Linked DNA regions of Mus musculus: regions 1 and 2 are each linked to region 3. Evidence: chromatin loops called from intact Hi-C (ENCODE). Cell type or tissue: heart. All regions are shown on one strand.

What was found. Peaks named below come from ENCODE experiments on the same cell type or tissue, not always from the same donor. Only the 100,000 strongest peaks of a DNase experiment are listed, where the experiment ranks them.
Region 1: a loop joins it to region 3, with 7 times the contacts of the local background. A loop is called at or near these places in 5 of 42 quality-filtered maps.
Region 2: a loop joins it to region 3, with 3 times the contacts of the local background. A loop is called at or near these places in 15 of 42 quality-filtered maps.

Annotation. Positions count from the first base shown.
Region 1 is chr6:50,380,389-50,382,888 of GRCm38, reverse strand. The region is part of intron 2 of Osbpl3 (oxysterol binding protein-like 3); the gene reads left to right. Gm52900 (a long non-coding RNA gene) reads right to left here and starts at 1,197. Exons shown (of 3, transcript XR_003956428.1): 1 at 1,128-1,197. In heart, no CTCF peak of the experiment used is centred here; a DNase peak (open chromatin) is centred at 1,018; H3K4me3 peaks cover 211 bases; H3K27ac peaks cover 399 bases.
Region 2 is chr6:50,525,400-50,527,899 of GRCm38, reverse strand. All of the region lies in intron 1 of Gm31279 (a long non-coding RNA gene), which reads right to left. Among named protein-coding and RNA genes, the nearest start is that of Gm26289, 13 kb to the left of the region's middle. In heart, a CTCF peak has its summit at 1,014 (motif pointing right); no DNase peak of the experiment used is centred here.
Region 3 is chr6:50,454,439-50,456,938 of GRCm38, reverse strand. Osbpl3 (oxysterol binding protein-like 3) reads left to right here and starts at 585. Exons shown (of 24, transcript NM_001347213.1): 1 at 585-1,114. In heart, a CTCF peak has its summit at 979; DNase peaks (open chromatin) are centred at 668 and 1,478; H3K4me3 peaks cover 2,379 bases; H3K27ac peaks cover 1,700 bases.

The DNA.
Region 1 (2,500 bases), 74 kb after region 3:
AGCCCTGGTATCGGTTATAGACATTTAAGACAAAGCAAAAAGGGAGTCAGAGAGTCTGCGTCCTGCAGAAGTCCTGCATACTTTACCGCAGTGGACAGAGTGAGTAACAATGGCATACATAGCCTACCCTGGAAACAGAGGTGCTTTTAGAGTTTTCTTAACTTTTTGGCTTTTAGCTCCCAAAATCCACCCCAGGATTTTCTTTTGCTTTGTTCTGTCTTTTCCTTCTGTTTCTACTTCCATTCCCTTCTTTTTCCAGCTTGAACACTTTAAAAGCGACTCCTGTTCATTTCTTCACAGCCATCCTTCTGTGAAGTGTAAATCTTGCTATGTGGACTGTTTTTTTTCTCTTTTTGCCACCTACATTCAGGAAAGTTGTGCTTCCCTCACGAGGTATTGCCTATTATTGCCCCGGTGATATGGGAACAATGCATCCACAGTACGACTCAGGAGCTCTGTTTGACAGAGCTTGCTTCGAGCTTAAGTCTCAGTTAGATGGCTGACAAACTTGAGGTGTGTATATCTGATACACGACTCGCTGGAGTGTTTAGTTTCTTGTCTGAGCGCTTGGTTAACGTATTTATAGAGGGTTAGTCATGGAGGGTTTTTTCCCCTTTAACATTTCAAAAATGATAAGTACATTTTTTATTGGAGATGGAGAAGTTTTTAAAGATGCATTAGCATTTTGCAGAGTGACTCGGTTGATAGTCTTTTAAGTTAAAATGCCGCGTGCAGTGGCCAATTGTTAAAACTCTATCCTGTGTCTCCCAAGCTTTCATCAGTTAAGGGAGGGTAATGCCACCCACGGGTAGAGTTCAAACCACCAGGTGCTATTTTAGGTTCTTGGGTGGTGCTGTCTCTCCGTACCCTTCAGACTGCTAAGTCACATCCTGCTCTGCATTTTAATCTGCTATAAATTAGATGCCACAGCATAGGTCTGGCGTTCGGTGCACAAGTGAAATTAAACACCCCATGAAGAGAAGGGAACTCTGCGTGTAAGCCTATCTGGCTTTGTGGAAGACCACGTGAATCTATAGCCCAACCCCCTGAAACCCCAGAAACAGCTAGGGAGTCTGTCAAGTTCCTTAGTATCAAGTAGAGTCAGGCTCGGGGGTTTTGTAGCTTACCATGGTGACTCTGTTCTGAAGCCAAGATTGAGAAATGTCACAGGAAGTGGACTTCTTCCAGCTCCATTCTTTGCAGGGCACTTTTTTTTTTTTTTTTTTTTTTTTTTACTGTTTAGCTAGGCGCCGCCCCATCTTCTAGACTCCACCCAGCACACCTGCCAGCAGCCCCGTGTCCTGTCTGCTTCCTTTTACTCACATGCTGCTCATTTTCTTCCTTATGAGCTAGAGTTACTTAGTTTCCTTTGCCCGGGCTGAGACCAGCGCCCTGCACAGAGCCTGTGCTTTCCAGATGCACAATAATGGAAGTTCCTCCATGTAGTTGCTTTTTTTTTAGCTTTCAGTCTTTCACTGTGGCACCCATTATTATTCCATGTTGCCTCATAAGTTTCTTTCTTTTTGTTTGTTTGTTTGTTTATGTGTGTTATATATCTGTGTGTGTGCAGGTGCATGTAAAAAGCAGAGGTCTGTGTTGAGCATCTTCCTTAAGCACTCCACATCACTATCTTGAGACAGTCTCTCACTAAACTTGGAGTTCACAAGACTCAGAGATCTTTCTGTCTGCCTTCTCAATGCTAGGCTTACAGATGTGTACTGCTATGTCTAATTCTCAACATGGGCACTGGGGACTAAGCTAAGCCATATTCCTGCCAGGTAAACACTTTACCTGCTTTGGTATCCACCCCCCACATCTTTGTTTTTGTTTTTTGAGGTAGTCTCGCTGGGAAGCCCAGCATGGCTTCAGACTAGCTTTCCTGGGATACCTTCCAGTGGGCTGAGCTTACAAGCTGTGCCATCCCACCCAGCTTCATAAATGTTTCTTTTGAGATACAGAGAAATAAGTAATAATAACCAACAAAACAAAACAAAACAAAACAAAACAAAAAATAAAACGGCAGGAGGAAGAGGAGGTTGGGCCGCACTTGACTTTCCATGCAGGTGCTAGACTTACTTCCATTCAGCCCAGGAACTCTGATTCTCCAACAAGAATATTTAGTCACCCTGATCTGTTCTGGCTCTTGGAACCATGTGGGTGATCATGCAGCAAGGAGAGTGCTAGTTTGTTGGAGAAAACATCTCACTGGAAGAATGGCTCTCCACTGTTGACTGAGAATTGGATCTCCCCTGTCAGCCCTATTCAGAAAATATGGGATTATTTAAGGCAAGCATGATACCTACCTGGAACTTGAAAACCCTCCTCATTTAAACAAGGAGGAAGATTTTTATCCCCAGGACATCCTGTTTCTGTTCTAGAAGCCAATCAGGGAAGAAGTGGCTGGCACTTCCAACTGAGGGGCACAGAAATAATCCAAGAAACCTAGTTTTAAGGAAACTTTTTGTCTTTATAGGACTGACATCATTTATGCTAAATCCAT
Region 2 (2,500 bases), 71 kb before region 3:
GTATCAGTAATTTGTTTCTTTCAGTCACCAAATGGCCTCCACAGAACCTGAATGGGAAACCCCTAGAGGGGCTGACTTGGGGGAGGGGGGAGTCTAGAAAATACAGTTTCCAACAAAACACCATTTTTTTCTCTGTATCTGAAGCCGGCTGAGAGGAGACTAACGTAAAAATCCATGCTGGCTTGGGACGGGCTGAGAAGCGGTCTCCTTTAGCAGGCATAGTGGAGGCTCACGCCCTGACTCTGACTCAGGTTTAATTTGTCTCAGAATCCAACTGTGAGGCTGATTTGCGAGTGCCACCCACGGATCTCCCAATCCCATAATAGTCCCATAGGAGCGATGACCTTTTCTGGTATTTTCATTATTACGTCAGGGCAGAAACATTTTTTTTTCAGCTACACAAATTTCCCCTTTTATTAGTTTTGAATATTTTCATCTAGTTACACAATTCATTCTTTTCAGGACTTTTGTTTTGTTATTTTAAATATTGAGAACTTAATCTGTCCCTCACCAATTAAACTGTCTGAGTTACTGTATCAGGGAATCTCTCCAGGACCTCACGACCCTCTGTAGCATTAAGCTATAGGAAGAAAAAAAAATCAAAATTAACCACAGTTCTCTTTATGGATCTTAAGAGAGGTTGTAAACTACAAGACAACAGGAATCCCTAGGACCAAGTGCCTTTTCCTGTGGCAAGACTTTGGCCACAGTCCCTTCTGAGACTTGTCTGACTTTACATAACAAAGGAATTGTGACAGCCCAAGTTCAGAAACTCAGGTGGGAACTCAGCCTTCCAAACCCACAGAAGAGAATTAAATTATTAAATGTGACTCTGAGAACCCACTTTCCCCATTGGAAAATACCATCTTTGCCTATATGAAGAGACACCCTCTGACACACACACGCACACGCACACTAGAAGGGGGTCAGCCTTGGATTCTGTGGTGTAGAAGGGAATGTGCGGCCAGAAGGAACTTATTACCTAGTGCCATTCACCTCACTACCACAAGGTGTCGCTGTTGAATCCTAGCAATCCATTCTACTTTGCACCTTTCTGTCCTTTTCCTATTTTAGATTTTTTTTTTTTAAGGGATGGATTGAAGAACAAAAATTAAATCTAAAATTCTGTTGCCAAATGTCATGCTATAATAGGTCATAGTTCACAGGAGAGGCTTAAGCATCGAGTTGCTGCCATCTGGCTCTGCTCCCTCTGGACTGTACCCGCAGGGTTCTCACTCCAGGTGCTCTGAAGCAAGCACATGGGCACAGACACGTGTCCTAAATCCCAAGAGCTTTGACACACTGGGATGTTTGTTTTGAAGTGTGTATTCTCTAGCACCATTGTTTCTTTCTGTTTTAGAGAATCATTCTTAGCAGCAGCCACGCTGCCCTATCGCCCCTTTGCAGAGAGGCCCCTTCACACGGCCTGTCTCACTTCTAGAATCTGTCTGATTTCTCTACTTCCTGCAAGCACTGATCTGATATACTCATTGTCTCCCCTTCCTTGCCTCCATTTTCTTCCTAGTCAGTCTTGTTGCCGAAGTGTTCTCTGCAAACACTGCTTGCCAGACCCGTGGAACAGCTGAACTGCCCTCTCTCACCTGGGTTGTAACGCCTTCCCTCAGGTGCAACGCTCTTGTCTCCCAGTCGCACTCTTCTGGTTTTAACCTCTGGCCTTCCAGAGAGGTTAAACCTCTGGCCTTCCTCTCTAGGCATGTCAGCTCCTCTTGTGGTTAGCTTTAATTGTCAAATTGATACAATTGTATCACTGTAGTAATCCCTTGGGAAGAGAGTCTCAATGAGGGATTGTCCACATTGGCTTGGCCCACGGGCATGTCTGTGGGGATTTTCTTAATTAGGTTAATTGAAGGCCCAGCCCACTGCGGTGTCGGCATTCCCTATGGAAGGGGTCCGGAACTGTATTATGAGGAGAGAAATGAAGTTGAGCGTAAGCAGGCAAGCAAATCAGTACGGAGGCTCTCATCGCCCTCTGCTTTTGATGTGGGTGTGATGCGACCCACTGTCTCAAGCTCATGTCACTGAGACTTCAGTGCAGTGACGCATTGTCACCTGTAATTGTGAACTGAAATAAATTCCTTCCTCCCCTAAGTTGCTTTCTGTCAGCAGCAACAGAAATGAAACTAGAATAAGGTAACGTAATATGGCCCTACGACTTACTGCACTATCAGCATACACTGCCCCCAGATTCTTTCTGCCACTCCAGCATCTGTGTCTGGCTGACTTTTGACACCTCCGATTTCTCATCAAAAGTGTCTCAACCTTCACAAATCAGCACCCGATTCTTCATTTTTCTCTTCACTCTACTCAACCCTCATCCATTTCAGACTGGTGTTTTTGTTTTGTTTTTAGGCATTTTTTATTAGATATTTTCTTCATTTACATTTCAAATGCTATCCCCAAAGCCCCCTATACATCCCCCGCCCTGCTCCCCAACCCTCCCACTCCTGCTTCCTGGCCCAGGCATTCCCCTGTACTGGGG
Region 3 (2,500 bases):
ATTCATCATTCCCTGCCCACCGGGCCACCTGCGGCGCTGGACTCATGTGCGGTTTGCAAATTGACCTCAAATTATCAGTGGCTGACATCCAAGCTAGGATTCTGGCAAGTGGGCGGTGAAGTCGGATGGGCCTGGACATCTAGCCAGATGCTCCTGCGTTTCGATCGCAAACTACACTGCATCTTCTTTCCTAACCTATGGACGGGAACTGTAACAACAACAACAACAACAACAACAACAACAACAACACCTTTCTCCCTTCCTGCCTCCTCTGTAACCCTATACCAATCTGGACAACTGCTTCTGGGGGCCAGGTCCCCAAAGTCCGAACCAGTTTCTAATATCTTGTGTCTAACCCTTGGCTCACCACATATTTCCCCCTTATTTATTCTCAGCTCTTTTCAGTGTTCAAGTGATTATTGTCCGTTGGACTACTTTAGTCCCCTGGAATCTTCTCCTTAAAACAGCTCCTTTCGCGCGAACCTCAACTTCCTCCTAAGTCATTCACTAAATATTTATTGAAAGCCTAAGGGGCACACACTACTCTAAGGATGCTGGGAGCCGCTGCCCCGCCCAGCCACACCTACCATCACTCTCCACCGCTCCACACGCCCTGAACCCTGGCTGGCGTCACGGAATCCGCCTGCAGCTTCCAAGTCCAACGCCTCACCGCCTTCCCCCGATGACTCCTGATTGGTGGGAGTGGGAGCCACTCTGCTGCCCCCCCTCCACCGCCCTTTTCACGTTATTCCGCCCAGTGGAGAACTCAGGCTCCTCCTCTTAGCTCCCTCCCCTCGCTCCAGCTCTTCAGCTAATTGCCCGGCAGCGCGCGCCCTAAAGTTCTAGGCGAAGTATTGAGAACTGGTCGCGGGGATCGCACACCGGCCAGTAGCAGGGGACCAGGGACCCCGGCACCAGGAGAGCTGGTGCACTGCGCGGGCTCTCGCCCACCATCTGTCTGCGAGCAGCGCTCGGCGCCCCAGTCTCCTGCGGCTGGTGCTGGAACTGCCGTCGGCTGAGACTTGCAGGGACCCGAGAAGCCCGGTTTGCGTCCTTCTCGGTCTGAAGCACGCACTGGGGAATCGAGAAGCGTCCCCAGCAGCGGAACACTTAGGTGAGCAACAGGGCGTCCGCCCGCCTGGGGTTGAGCTGTGGTGGAGGCCCCGAGAAGGCTCGGGGACGCAGCCATTCTCTATGGTTCAGACTGTGTCTGTGGTGGTCCCGGGAAGCCCGGGTCCACGGGGCAGCCCTGAGACTAGGAGGTCGTCTGTCGTGTAAGCGCCAGTTTTCTGGGAGGAAGCACTCTGGTGCTGCTCACCCTGGAGCTGTGCCCCTCGAGTTACAGCCTGGCGGGGATGGACCCGGAGAAGGAGCGGATCTCAGGAGCCTGCGTGCGGGTGCATGAGGATGCCGCGTAGAGGAGCTGTCCCGGCACAGCCTGGCGCTGTGACGGGCTGGAGGCACAGGAAACCTGCTTAATTCTGCCAGGAGGAAGGCTTTACTACACCCTCGAGCTTGGGGCCCTGCGGTGCAGGCACCTCGCTCTTCGGCCTCCCCAGTCAGGTCACACCGCTCCACAGTGTCTGCACTGGGACCGAGAGCACCCTTCCCTTGGGGCTTCAAGCACTCAGCGGGTGATTGGTGCCTCTGGCGTCTCCCGTGGCATTGTCTTGTGTCCTTCAGACACTTCTTAACCAGCCGCGCGCCTCCCAGACTGTTGGAGCTGAGAGGGACATAAAGTTGTCTCTCACCTTGTGTCAGGGAACGGGGCTGGGGCATTGGAGTCCCCTCCGATGTCGCAGTGCCCTAGGAATCTGATTACTTGATGAGATCGTTTGGGTAGTGTATTTTATTTACACTGTAGCTGCAGAAGATGGTTTCAGAGATAGGTAAGCATAGCTCTGACTTTGGGTCATCCACACTCAACACTCTAAGCATCATACAAGGTGAGGACCTCCTTTTGGCCTCCAGAAACCTTCAGACAGATTGCAGTGCATCCAGGCTAAATGTCCATTCTGTCCATCAACTCCACACTGCCCTGTTTGCAGCTCTTCACAGAGCCTAAAGCTGTCTGGAATCATCTGCTTGTTTTTCCATCTGCCAGCCTTCTTCCGCTGCTAGGATGCGAAGTCCTGGGAAAGCAGAGACCAGGTCCTATTTCTCGGTCGGTCCATCCTCAGTGTGGAGAAGGCAGCTCTCCACACTGCAGCCTCACACTACACATTTATGGAATGAGTAAATGTTAACTTCTTCATAATCTGAGACTATTGATTTCATGGCTGGTTTGGATTTTCATCTTTTTCCTTTTTTATCGGAAAAATTAATAAATGGCAGTAACTCCTGCTGATGAGCATGCACTAACCATCAAGGTATTTGCTGGGAGCTCTGTGTAGATACATATAGATGATCCCTAATATTATAGTTGTCTGATTAGCTAGATTTTTTTAAGTCCCCTATTTTAGATGTGTGTTTACAACCCCGTGCTTTTTTAGACAGGTGT